Regions from separate parts of the Homo sapiens genome. Here regions 1 and 2 are each linked to region 3. Evidence: chromatin contacts called from ENCODE Hi-C or POLR2A ChIA-PET data. All regions are on one chromosome and are shown on one strand. The core of a region is the stretch at or near the end of the contact, and the rest is flanking DNA. Distances in the headings are between cores, read along the strand shown.

Region 1 (3,994 bases), core at 476-2,975, 1.1 Mb after region 3:
GGCACACAGGCCTGCCCCCCTCCCACAGCATGAGGTGGTGGATTTGATAATCCAGGTATGAATCAGGCCATTGGGCAGCCTCCTTGCTAGGGACTGCATCGAGGATTTCTGAAGGTGGGGAGACACGGAAGCACCAATTAGAATTTCCCAGTCAAAGAGGGAAAGGTGTCTTGGGTGAGAAAAGACACCTGGAAGGACACATTATTAGTGACCTAGTAAAATCTAAGGCATCCCTAGGGTCTATCTACTCACACTGTAACAGGAATTTCTGTATTTAAAGGGAGTGTTGGAAATAAAATACTTGTAAAATCAGTAAGTGACATGAATGCAAATATTTTGAAAATAAAGTTCTTTAGTTTACAAAATACTCAAAGATGGAAAAAATAAAATATCCTAACATTTGATGCTGGTGATAGTGTGGTGAACTAGACAACATTTGCACATTGCTGGCGGGAGGGTAAATTGGTATAAACCTTTAGAAAAGCAGCTTGAAAAACATTCTTCAAAATGTGCTGATCTCTTGGTTTTACTCCTGGAAATATGTCCTAAAGAAATGATAAACAAAATTAGACAGTTATTTCTGTGCAAGGCAGATAATTTGTTGAAATATGAATTTATGGCGTTTTCCCTTTGTATTTTTCCTTTCAATGTCCCGTATATGTAGCCAGACTTCTTTCTGTTTCCTAGTCTCAGGGGCATTTGCAGATATTTGCCTGAATCTACTTGCAGGAAACATCTTTTCCTGTCCTTTGTGAAAGAAGAAGGCCAAGAAAGAAAACACCAAAAAAAAAAAAAAAAAAAAAAAAAGATGAGTGGGAAGGAAAAGGGAAGAAGGAAGGTTTCTAGTATCTGGGAAGAACGCCCAAGTCCCAGAGGCCTGACCTAAGCCCTTTCCATAGCAGTGCCTTGGGATGTGGCATGGTTTTCCAAAAGTTGCTGTCTGTCCAGAGAAGCTGGAGTCAAAACACAGCTATGCTCCAGCATTCTGAGCCCTCAACCTGGCCCCAGCCACTGGGCGTCAAGGAGCATGCTAAGTGGGAGAACAGGGACCTCTGAGGAACCCTCCCTGGTGCCTAGCAAACTGTGCAAACCCCAGGCCCTTTGCTTGGCCTCAGAACCTGGGAGTCCTGAAAGTAACTAAGGTGGTTTTTTCCGGCCAGGCTTCAAATAGGATTTAAAGAAAACTTTGAATGTGACATTTTCACATATCCGCGTTCATGAGAAAACATATTTCCAAAGACAATTGAGTACAGAGTTATTATCTTATTTGATTTTTCAACTAGTGGTTAAATATTTTCCATAGGAAGATACCGAAGTCTCCTGCCCTGTGTTCCCTGAACTCCAAGCACATAACTCATTGTACCAACCTGGCCGGGAGAGTCATTCTCTATATTTAGTGTCTCACTGTTCTTCGAGGTTCTTGGGTCCTGGAGACTTCTCAGAGCGTTATCTTGTTTACCTCTGTGTCCCCAGTGCCTTACACAATGCCTGGCAAACACTATGGGAATGAATGAGGAAATGAACATGTATGTGAATGAATGAATGAATGAACAAATGGGTGTCTGGTGTCTGAGATAAAGGGCCTGGTGAGATCCGTTCCTGTTGTCTCCACATAGACGCTGCTGGCAGCCCTGAGGGCTGTGCACACGGGCCAGGCGGATGGAGTTAACTGCAAACACACTTGGGAAGTGTAAACAGCCCTCCTCCGGGCCAGGCCGACTGGCAGCCTCACGGGCAGCTTGCACAATCCTGTGGGCTGCTATGATACTCATTTTTTGGGCATGGAGTCATCTCTGCTTTGGGCCTCTCCCTCCTTGCCCTGGATTGTCTTGGCAACACAGATGGAACTGCGTGTCTGTTGTCAGTGGGAGGAAGTTCAGACCCCCAGCCCCTCCAGGAACTCCATTCTGATTTAGAGCTGCCCAAGGACCCAAGGAGGCTGGAGCTGAGAGGGAGCTTGGGGATTACCTAGCCCAACCTCTTCATTTTCCAGATGAAGGATCTGAGACCTAAAGAGGTGGGGACACTAAGGCCACTGTAAGTGTGTCAAAGCTTGCCACAGAGCTGGGTGTCCTGGGATGGCAGCTGGTTTCAGAACCAGCCAAGCAAGGCCTGTAAATCCTGGCACAACAGACTGTCCAGCCATGTGAACTTGGATCAGGGACTTCTTCCCGAGTCTCAGTCCCTTCATCTGCAGGGCACTGCGTGCAAGGGTGTTGTGCAGACCTTAGGGAGCGCTGATGGTAAAATGCCTAGCACAGTGCCTGGCTCAGACTAAGGGCTTCCTTCTGCCTCCCTCTGCCCTTTCTTTCCACACTTTTCGTGCTCACCATTCCTCCATATCTGGGCATGAAACGCCGCTGCTTCCCTCAGAACCTCCACTTCAGGGCCACCCCCTTCCCCTGTTGGCTCTGTGTGATGTGGTTGCCTCTGTATTCGTTAGAATCCACTTTCTTTCATGCTTTTTCTGTCTTCACACAACTGTTGATCCTGCCAAAATCATTCATTCATATTTTTCTTCTTTTCTCCCTTCTTACAGGCCTTCCCAGGCCCCTGCTATCTGCCAGCCATCTGCTGGGCAGAGATGCTCATGGCCGGCGCCTGCCCCTACAGAGCGCGACTGCTTCTCTGGAGAGGCTGCATGGGCAATGACAGTGCAGGGGAGGAGAGCTGGATGGCAGGGGCAGTGCTGTGTGTCCTCAAAACCCTGTGCCATCTCTCTCCTTTCTGGAATGCTGTGCTAGGCAGAATAATGTGCCACACCAAGAGGGTGCCTTAGTTCAGACTGCTAGAACAGAATATTATAGACTGGGTGGCTTAAACAGCAGGTATTTATGTCTCACGATTCTGGAGGCTGGAAGTCTGAGGTCAGGGTGCCAGGATGGTTGGGTTCTGGGGAGGGTCTCTTCTGGGCTCACAGATGGCTGCCTTCTTGCTATGCATACCCATGGAAGAGAGCAGAGTGAGCCATGGCAAACTCTTCTGCCTGTTCTTCTAAGACTGCTAATCCCATCATGGGGGCTCCAGCCTCATGACCTCATCACCTCCCAAAGGCCCCACCTCCTAACACCATCACAGTGCAGGGTAGAATGTCAACATTGGAATTTTAGGGAGACACAAATATTCAGTCCATAACAGATGGCCATGTCTTACTCCCCCAGATCTGTGGATGTGACCTCACATGCCAAAAGGACCTTTGCAGATGTGGTGAAGATACGGACCTTGAGAGGGATGGTTATCCTGGATTACCAGGGCGGGCACAATGGTCCCTGTTAGAGGAAAGCAGGAGGTCACAGGGAATAGAAGATGCTATTCTGTGGTTTTGAAAATGGAGGAAAGGGGTGAGCCACAAGCCAAGGAATGTGAGCACCCTTGGAGCCTTCCAAAGGAACAATTCCTACTGATGCCTTGATTTTAGCCCCAGGGAACTCATTCCTGACTTCAAGATACAGAATGCAAACACAGAAGACTACACTTCCCGTTGCCCCTGCAGTTTGGTGGGGTCATATGACTAATTCTGGCCAATGAAATAGGGCACAGGTGACACCTCCCTTTAGCCCGAGGCTTCACCCTCTGCCTTTTCTCTTCCCCTGCCACAGCCACTGAGGACATTCTAGCTGCTCAGGATGCAAAATGATGGAGCTGCTGGCAGCCTGAATCCCCAAGTGACTGTGTGGAGCAGAGCCTCCACCTGACTACCAAAAACTACCAGGATCTGGTGTTACTTGTTACAGCAACGTAACCCAGGCTCTCCTGATGATGAGTACTCTGATGAGGCTCTTGCTTCACAGAGGAGGTGACAATTAAGCCTTGAGGAGACACACATGTGCATGTGTGGTTGCGACCTCTGTGGGCACGGGTCTGTATGAGCACACATCTTTGTGCAACTCAGGTTGTGTGTGCGTTTGTGTGTGTATCTATGGGTTATCTCTGGGTCTAGCTCTAGTTCTGTGGGGTCTGGCACAAACTAAGGTGTCAGTATGTGAGTGGGTGT
Region 2 (4,448 bases), core at 786-3,285, 1.1 Mb before region 3:
TGTCTCATTGAAACTTCATTCATTTCACCAACATTTGCTTAGCATGTTTTACAGGTCAAGTATTGTGCCAAACACCAGGAAAACATACTCTAAGATTGTATTATGATTGTTTATAGGCCTGTTTCATCTCCTAGACTCAGCTATTTGTGGGTAAGAACTACATCTTGTTCGTCTTTGTGTCCCTAGCATTCAGTACAGCACTGAGCTGTGAACTCAGTACTTGATGGAGATGAATGAGTGAGTAAAACACAGTCATTTTCTCAAGGGGCTTGGAGCTGGGTAGGAGAGGCAGCATATCAGTAAATGCTTGAGGAACAGTACATGGGCTGCTGTATCAGAGATTGCACACAGAGCCTTCATCTGTTTGTGTGGGCTGGGGAAGGTTCACAGAGGAATGGAGGACATGGCTCTTGAAAAGGCTAGAATTTAGCAGGAGAAGAAGAGAAAAGCATTCCAAAAAGATGGAATAATCCATGCAAATACACGCCATGTTCAGGTACAATCTGAAGAGAGGAAGAGGAGTAGGAGAAGAGGGAGGGAAGATGGGCAGGAACGTGAGAGCCTTTCATGCCCTCATTGTTATCCATACATCACCGTGGATCACTTTATTAAAGGCTGCTTGTTGAATATTTTCCTGGGCCTCTCCAAAGTGTATATGGCTAATCCTCTCAAGGGCATTCCTTCATGCCTTCCCTTTGCTCTACAGGACCCAGACAGGGCAGGGCATGGAGCAGGCACACAGTCCGACTGTCTGGCTGGACTCCTGACCCTTACCATTTGGTCCAACTGCATTGTGCTGAGCTCTTGAGCCACCAGTTTATAGGGTTTTGACACAGATTATGCCTTGTCTGTGTCTTTCTCTCACTCGCCCATCCATCCATCCATCCATCCATCCATCCATCCATCCATCCATGATTAGGAAAGACATCTATATTTGTTGAGTACATGTTTATTAATGTGTAGAGAACACAGCAGAGTTGGAGTCTCCTAAAACATGACTTGCACTGGCTGGTGCCACCTATAGGGGTTCAACTGCTTGATTTTCTTTTTCTTCCTTGTCCCTACCGCCCCCCCCGCTCCCCCGCCACCATCCCTCTTTGAATAAATGAAGATGTTGAGGTTCTTCTATCGAGGTTCCGCTCACTGATGCTAGATATCTAAACTTCATGCAGAGAAGCCATCTACAGAGGCAACAGGCCAGGGTGGGGGCGAGGGGGAGGGCCTGAAAGAAGTTGCCCCCTTCTGTTGATCTCCGACCCGCTTGAAATCTGAGGCATCTCCTGGGGTCAGGAGGCTGCCTTAATATCCGCCCCCAACACTAAACATTTAGCGCAGGGCAAGGAGAGGCAGGCGAGGGAGGGAGGGAAAGGGGGAAGCACATGGCCCTGCTTTGGCCTGTTTGCCTCCCATAATAAGAGGGAAAGGAATAGAAAACACCCAGGCACAACATAAATATTTCCTATTATGGAGAAACTAAAGTCACAATGGAATCTGTCATGCTTGTGATATGAGAGATGGACAATATTTCGGGGCTGCTGCCATGCTGGCACCTGAATGGAGTTTATATTTTGTTTATGGAGCTGAATCCGAAGCCTTTTATTTTTTTGGCTCGGCCTGTGTCATTCTTCATGGAAGCTCGAAATGGCCGCGGAGCAGCTCAATATTCCATTTATTTTACTTATAAAAGAAATTCAAAGGCTGAAAAGATGAAGTAATTGACTTAGTGGGATGACAGTTAAACCCACTAAATTTAATCTTATCCTCTCAAGTACAACATATCGCGCTTACAAATTATCGCCAGCCACCAGGCAGCCCCGCGCTCCTCACCTAATGCAAATGGAGCGGAGGCCTCTGTTATTGTATTATCTGACTTTACTATCAGCATTAATCCGGCTTAGCCCGCTTAATGATGCCACTTGTGGCACTCCGAAGGCAGCGGAGAAGTCTATAAACTACTTCCATTAAAATGCAAATCGGGCCCGCTGAGAAAACAAGTGACACAAAAAGTGGGCGCCGCGCGGCCGCCGCCCGCGATGGCGCCGATGGCTGATGCCGCGATTACGCCGGCGGGGGCGGCCCGCGCGCCACGAACGTGCCCGACAAGCCGCGCCGCTTAATTTCTGAAGAGATTTATATTTTTTTTGTTGTCAGGAAATGAACAAATACTTATCAATGTAAAAACTGCTATCTCCGATCTCCCCGCCGGGTTTTTCATACTGATATTCTTTGCACCCCGTAACACAGGAAATGAAAATCTTCTCCGCCTCTCACGTCGCCGCTGCGCCTTCAAATCCTCTGCGAGCAGACTGGCCTCCCCCCACCGGCCCCCTCCCGGGCTCCCCTCCCCGGTAAACAGAAAAGAAAACTTCTGTGGGCGAAGGAGGGAGAAATTCCAAGGCTCTGGCTTTCCCCAGCCGACTTGGGTTTCGGGGCAGCGCGGGCTCCCTTCTTTCCAGCGCAGGAAGAAGGGGTGAGGGAGGAGGGGCCGGGGTGCTGGCACTCAACGGTAACATCTGTTTTACTTAAGCAGCTCGATTTCGTTTTAGGATGAAAAAGTATTCCCTTTCAGCATGAGGAATCGTGGGCCCTGGGGCTTGTATTGATTCAGAACAAGGCCTCATAAAACACTAGCAGGTGATTTAGTTTCATATTTTGATTCCTTTGTTTAGACAGTTTCTCTCAGGTTCTCCTGTGTCGGCCCGGGGACCCCAGCATCCCTCCTTTGATGTTGGAGGGACACCCGGGCCGTCGAGCTCGCCCCGCTCTTGTGGGTGACTTTGTGCTCTTGAGGGCGCAGCATTTCCCAAGGTTCTCCCCCACCCTCACCCGGCGAGCCCAGGCTCTGCGGTCAGGCTCTCAAATCCTGCAAGGATTGATGGTCCTCACAGAGGGATCAATACTACATTTTAAATATTACAATACCTTTTATTGAGACACTATTACAACACAAATGTTTTACCCTGTCACGGGACCCAGTTAAAATTGCTTTTGACCATCTTATTGGTGGGCTTCCCCGGCCCTCTGTGTTTCCCACTTCTGGGAGGAGTCACTGTGCTCCCGGGATGGGCTGGCCCCGCCCAGGAGGCCTGGGAAGGAGGAGGATGCAGCCTGGGAGGGCTGTGGGGCACCTGGGGAGTGCTGCAGAAACTGGCTGTTGCCCACGTGGCCTCTTTTGGGAGGCTTGTTCTCACTCCTATTGACTCTTCCCTGGCTGTATTAAAAAATACGTCCACAAAGTCCTCTCTTTCTTGGATTTGCACCCCTTACAGGAGAAAGGGGGAGTCTGTGCAGGTGAAGCTAGGATTAAGGACGAAATTTATCGTGGAGCCCTGGGACAGGGCCACAGACCATCTTCTGTGAGTTTGTCAGTCCTCTGTATGTGTCTGGCTGGTCTGCATTTGCCACATCGCCTCCTAACTCCCCCTGCCTGTGTTTATTTCCCTCCCTTTCTGGACTGGAGGAAGCTGCATCTGATTTTCCGACAGGCAGTGCCTAGGATAAGGTCTGGCCTCTGCAATAGAGATACATAGTATGTGCTCAGTGAGCGTTTGTTGAATGACTAAAAGAATGAAAGCTGGCCAGGCCTGGTGGCTCACGCCTGTAATCCCAGCACTTTGGGAGGCCAAGGCAGGTGGATCGCGAGGTCAAGAGATGGAGACCATCCTGGCCAATATGGTGAAACCATGTCTCTACTAAAAATACAAAAATTAGCCAGGCATGGTGACATGCGCCTGTAGTCCCAGCTCCTTGGGAGGCTGAAGCAGGAGAATCACTTGAACCCGGGAGGTGGAGGTTGCAGTGACCCGAGACCGGGCCATTGCACTCCAGCCTGGCAACAGAGTGAGACTCCCTCTCAAAAAAAAAGAATGATGGCTGTGTTATGGTCTGAATATTTGTGTCCTCCTAAAATTCATATGTTGAAACCTAATCCCCAAGTGATGGTGTTTGGAGATGGGGCCTTTGGGAGGTGTTGAGGTCATGTGAGTGGAGCCCTCATGAATGGGTGTTTTTTTTATAAAAGAGACCATAGAAAGCTCCCTGATCCCATCTGTCATGTGAAGACACAGTGAGAAGCACCAGAAATCCACCATTCTCTAGACATGAAATCCACCAGTACTTGGATCTTGGACTTCCCAGCCACCAGAATTGTGAGAAATAAATTCTGTCATTTATGAGCTACCCAGTCTAAAGTGCTCTGGTGCAGCAATCTACACAGATGAAGACAGGAAGGAACGCTATCTTATTGTTCCCCGCTCATCCCTGCAGAAGCTGAAGAGTTGCCTGTGAACAGCTAGCGCACATCCGTGGGTTGCCATCACAGAGGAGAAAGACTCGTTCAGTTTTCCTTGGTCCACCTGAATTTGTTTGCCCCATGTGTTGCCAGTATGGAGTCCCACCTGAGTTTGTACCCTGGTTTCTTCACTTCAAAGCTGTGTTTCTTGAGAGAG
Region 3 (4,250 bases), core at 1,706-4,205:
ATGGTGGCACACACCTGTAGTCCCAGCTACTCGGGAGGCTGAGGTGGGAGAATCATCTGAGCCCAGGAAGTCAAGGCTGCAGTGAGCCATGATTGTGCCACTGCACTCCAGCCTGGGTAATGGAGTGAGACCCTGTCTCAAAAAAATAGAGAGAGAGAGAGAGACAGACAGACAGACAGACAGACAGAGATAGGAGAAAGGGGGAGGGAGAGAGAGGTAGGGCAGAGAGAGAGGGAGAGGAGAGAGGAGAGAGAAGAGAGAAAGAGAGAGAGATCTTGCCCATCTGGCTTTATTCTGAGACCCACCGAGTGAAGCCTGTGGCAGACAAGAGTGGTTTCTATGAAAAAAATATAAATAAATAATAAATAAAAAGTGGTATTCCCAGATGTGAAGGCAAACTACAACAATGACAATGGCCTCTCTATTGATTGGCAGGGTCAATTTGGCTGACAAGTTGGCTGGTCAGGTTTCTCATCTCCAGGTGCTCTGCTTCCAAAGCTGGGAGTGGTACAAAGAGATTACATGGTCCTTGCACCAGAGTTCATCTACTTTACTCAACCCCATAGTTTTACATTCAGTTCTAACAAATTTAGATGGTTTCCAAGTTCAGTTAATCAGACAGAATAAATCTTCATAGAGAGAAAAACACTTTATTCATTCAACAACTATTTGTTGAGTGCCTAAGAAGTGCCAGACACTTGGAGATTCAGCAGTGACTGATACACAATGACCCCATCTCCTCCTGGCTTATGTGTGTTTGGTGGGAGGCAGAGGCAGAGGGTTAGACAGTAGAAAAGTAAATTAAAATTAAAATAATTGTAAATAAAATAATTACAACATGTTACGGTGGCTAACAAGGACATAAACAGAGCTGAGGATCTTGCATTCTCAGAATTATGAAAAGCAATATTCAATCAAGGCCAGGCGCAGTGGCTCACACCTGTACTCCCACCACGTTAGGAGGCCAAAGTGGGAGAATCCCTTGAGCCCAGGAGATCAAGACCAACAACATAGCAAGACCCCATCTCTACAAAAAATAAAAATAAAAATAAAAAAATTAGCCAGGCATGGTGGTTGTGCCCACATTTCCAGCTACTCGGGAGGCTAAGGTGGGAGGATCGCTTGAGGCCTGGAGTTCAAGGCTGCAGAGAGCTGAGATTGTGCCACTGAACTACAGCCTAGGTAAAAGAGTGAGACCACATCACACGCGAAAATAATTAAAAAACAAAAACTAAAAAACTAAAAGCAACTGATCTTTGAGAAGTGATAACTGCATTCTCAAAGTACCTAATCTCAACAATACCCTAACTTAAAACCTGCTGACTAGGAGATGTATTTGACTGCAAATCTGGCCCACACAAGCAATAATCTGAGTTTCCATCAAGGAAGCTGTAAGCACCAAGTAGAGCAAAAACAAATCCAGGCCTCAAATGGAAAAAGCAGCTCTGAATTGTGATTTTCGAAGAAACCTGCATTTCTTACACTTCAGTGTACTTTCCCCATATTTAACTCCAAGATTTTTGTTAATTTGTTTGGTTTTCCTTTCTCAAACAAAATTATGCTCAGACTGAAAACCCTAGATTTGTTCCCTATTGCATCTTCATTTCTTCCCAAACATTCCATAAAACGTGACCTACATTAAGTTAGCAAGTTAAGTCTGAAAGCGTCTACCTTCCCTGGGGAGGGGGAAGGTGTAGGCAGGGCAGAGATTTGTAGTCCAGCCCTCTTGCCACAAATTATGAATTAGAGAGGAATGACTTTGCTTTTTTAATGATCTCCAGAGAATTTTCCATCATTTCCCTCTCTTCACCCAGCTCCTTTGCAACCACTGCCAGAGAAGTCTTCCTTTAGCTTCTTAAACATCGATCCTAAAACACTTCCAGACACCTGTGCTGCTCCTTTCAGTTCCCATGGAGATTAGGCTGTGTAACAATCTCGCAAAGACGTTCCCCTCCGTCTCCTCATCCTCTTTTCAAACCCTTTTACGATTTCCCATCTCACTCAGCATGACAGTCAAAGTCCCTGTGATGGCCAACTTCTGCATCACCTAGCCAGTCTGCCACCGCCAAAACTCTCCAGCCTCATCTTTCTACTCTTCCCCTGGTTCCTTGCCCACGCCTTTACACTTGTTCTCTGCTTGGAATCTTCCCTCCCCTCCTTGAGGAACTTTCTCAAATGTCACCTTCCCTCAATACTCCCCCTCCTCCATTTAAAACTATAAACTTCCAACTCTCTAAGCCCCTAAAGTACTCTATATTTAACTTATTGTATAAACTACTGTCCCTACTTGTAAGTTCCAAGATTGCAGGGATTCACCCGCTTTGTTCACTGCTGTCTGCCAAGGTCTAGAACAGTGCAAGTTACCCAACAGGAGTTCAATAAACAGCCATTCATTTAACAAATATTTGCTGAGCACTTCGTCCCGTCCAAGTTTGTTAAATCAAGACAAATAAGACACCGTCCCTGCCTTTAACGCACCAGATGGAGAAATGCACCACAGACATAAATGTGCAATACAGGCCTGACACTACGGCCACAAGCAAGTCAAAGAACGTGCCAAAAGTTCAGAGGAAGAAGCCTCGGCTTCGCCTTTCGGGAGACCAGTCCAGCTTTCCACCATCACGCTGCTCATCAGGGACCATCTCCGGGGGTCTCCTCTAGACCCCAAGGGAGGAGCGGGTCCCGCCCGCCATTCCCAGGTCTCAGAGTTTACTTGTCCAGAGATGCAACTTCCGGCCTCTTCAGGCCGGGCAAGATTTAAGGAAAGAAAAGAAACATAAGGACCTCCGTTCTTCGGTCTCCGTCCCCTCCCCTTCCCCCGCGTGCCGTCCCCACAACGGGCCAGGACTGAACCCAACTCTCGACCAACTCCCGGCAGCAAAACTAAGCACCCTACTTCCGTTGTCCCCACCTGTTCCCGGCGTCCCCTTCGGCTACTCCCGGCGTTTGCGCAAGCGGTCCCACGTGGGCTCGGGCGGGGCTAGCGCCGCGGCGGGGGCTGGGCACGCCCCTAGCGCATAGCTGGCTTCTGATTGGCTTTCCGGTGCTCGCCCGAGCAGGGTTGGGGCGAGTGGACCGCGCCTCTAAAGGCGCTTGCCAGTGCAATCTGGGCGATCGCTTCCTGGTCCTCGCCTCCTCCGCTGTCTCCCTGGAGTTCTTGCAAGTCGGCCAGGATGTCTCAGGTACAGCGCGTGCACAGCCAGGCTGCGAAGGTGCAGCGGGCGGGAGGCCCGTTGGGGGCTCAGCCGGCTGCCAGAAGCTCTCGGGCTCTTTCCTTCCGTGCCCCTCACTTGCTCATGGGCCCATGCCTAGCCCTGATTCGTTGGACAGAGCCTTGTGAGCGGGATTTTCCGTTTGGGGATTTCTAAATCTGCTGCCCACCCCGCAACTGCCGGAAAGTTGCCCATGGGGTGGACTTCGCTGTGTAGCGGGAGAGGGGTGGGAGTCGAGGGTGCTTGATGGAGAGATGGGGGAAGGGGTTGCACGGATTGGAGGAGCGAGGAGACTCAGTCCCCATCCCGAAGCACAGGGCAGGACGTCGCGGCGGAGTGGGGAAGCGAGGAGTCCGTGGCCGAGAGCTTGGAGGTCAGGGGAAGTACGGGGCCGGCTGCTCAGAGTGCGGGACGAGGAGAATCGCGGCCCGGGGAGAGGTGACCCAGGGGCCCCTCCCTTCTCTCCAGTGTAGACCCTTGTCTGAGACCGAGCTATGTGGGGCGACCTCTGGCTCCTCCCGCCTGCCTCTGCCAATCCGGGCACTGGGACAGAGGTCGGTGTTGAACGCGCGGGCCCCAGGGGGAGGGAGGGGACCAACGGGCTCCGGCGCTGACACCGCGGCACTCATGCCCTGTCCCCTTTCAGCTGTTTCCAGCATACTGTGCCCCGTCTGTCCTCAGGCCAGGGCTTCGCTGCAGCCCCGGCCACTCCCTAGTGCCTGGCCCGGTGGTGGCCAGGCAGTTGGCCGCGCTGCTTCTCCCGCAGAGGGGACCCCCACTGGGGGCGAAGGCTTGGCCTGCCCTCTTCACTGCTGTATTTCCAGACCTGATGCCTGCGTTTGTGAGAGCTCTGGATATATGGTTTTCGATTGAATGAGTGAACTGGAGGGGCTTCCCCTTCTTGTGTTGCTGAATCTTTCTAGCTGCCCTGTTGGGGCAGGGAGGGGCAGACACACTTCAGGGGCTGCATTGCCCGAAGGGTGCCACCTTTCCCACCTCTCCATCCCCGTAACTGGGCTGTCATCAGGCCACAGTAGG

The links. Hi-C counts contacts between places; a loop is a spot of excess contacts on that map. ChIA-PET counts read pairs that join two places held with the same protein, here RNA polymerase II (POLR2A). Pooled maps may share reads with other maps.
Region 1: a loop to region 3 is called in a map of ascending aorta, with 5 times the contacts of the local background. The contact joins the enhancer-like site here to the promoter of C2orf76 in region 3. A Hi-C loop is called at or near these places in 1 of 168 maps with a recorded cell type or tissue (ascending aorta) and 3 of 50 pooled maps. POLR2A ChIA-PET finds 5 or more read pairs at or near these places in 1 of 52 experiments (RWPE1).
Region 2: a loop to region 3 is called in a map of CD4-positive, alpha-beta T cell, with 6 times the contacts of the local background. The contact joins the enhancer-like site here to the promoter of C2orf76 in region 3. A Hi-C loop is called at or near these places in 3 of 168 maps with a recorded cell type or tissue (CD4-positive, alpha-beta T cell, CD8-positive, alpha-beta T cell and naive thymus-derived CD4-positive, alpha-beta T cell) and 9 of 50 pooled maps.

The regions. Positions count from the first base shown.
Region 1 is chr2:120,468,751-120,472,744 of GRCh38, forward strand. No RefSeq gene overlaps it. Among named protein-coding and RNA genes, the nearest start is that of LINC01101, 4.4 kb to the left of the region's middle. Within about 2 kb of position 1,726, at least 23 of the 41 ENCODE cell types and tissues checked have a DNase peak (open chromatin) inside an H3K27ac peak, as active enhancers do; they include ascending aorta, where a contact is called at or near this core.
Region 2 is chr2:118,308,161-118,312,608 of GRCh38, forward strand. No RefSeq gene overlaps it. Among named protein-coding and RNA genes, the nearest start is that of THORLNC, 120 kb to the left of the region's middle. Within about 2 kb of position 2,036, at least 12 of the 41 ENCODE cell types and tissues checked have a DNase peak (open chromatin) inside an H3K27ac peak, as active enhancers do; they include CD4-positive, alpha-beta T cell and CD8-positive, alpha-beta T cell, where a contact is called at or near this core.
Region 3 is chr2:119,363,879-119,368,128 of GRCh38, forward strand. It overlaps C2orf76 (chromosome 2 open reading frame 76), which reads right to left and starts at 2,956. Exons shown (of 6, transcript NM_001322331.2): 1 at 2,912-2,956. It overlaps DBI (diazepam binding inhibitor, acyl-CoA binding protein), which reads left to right and starts at 3,099. Exons shown (of 4, transcript NM_001079862.4): 1 at 3,099-3,182. The coding sequence starts at 3,174. RefSeq lists enhancers at 2,530-2,789, 3,160-3,489, 4,020-4,219 and a silencer at 2,910-3,059.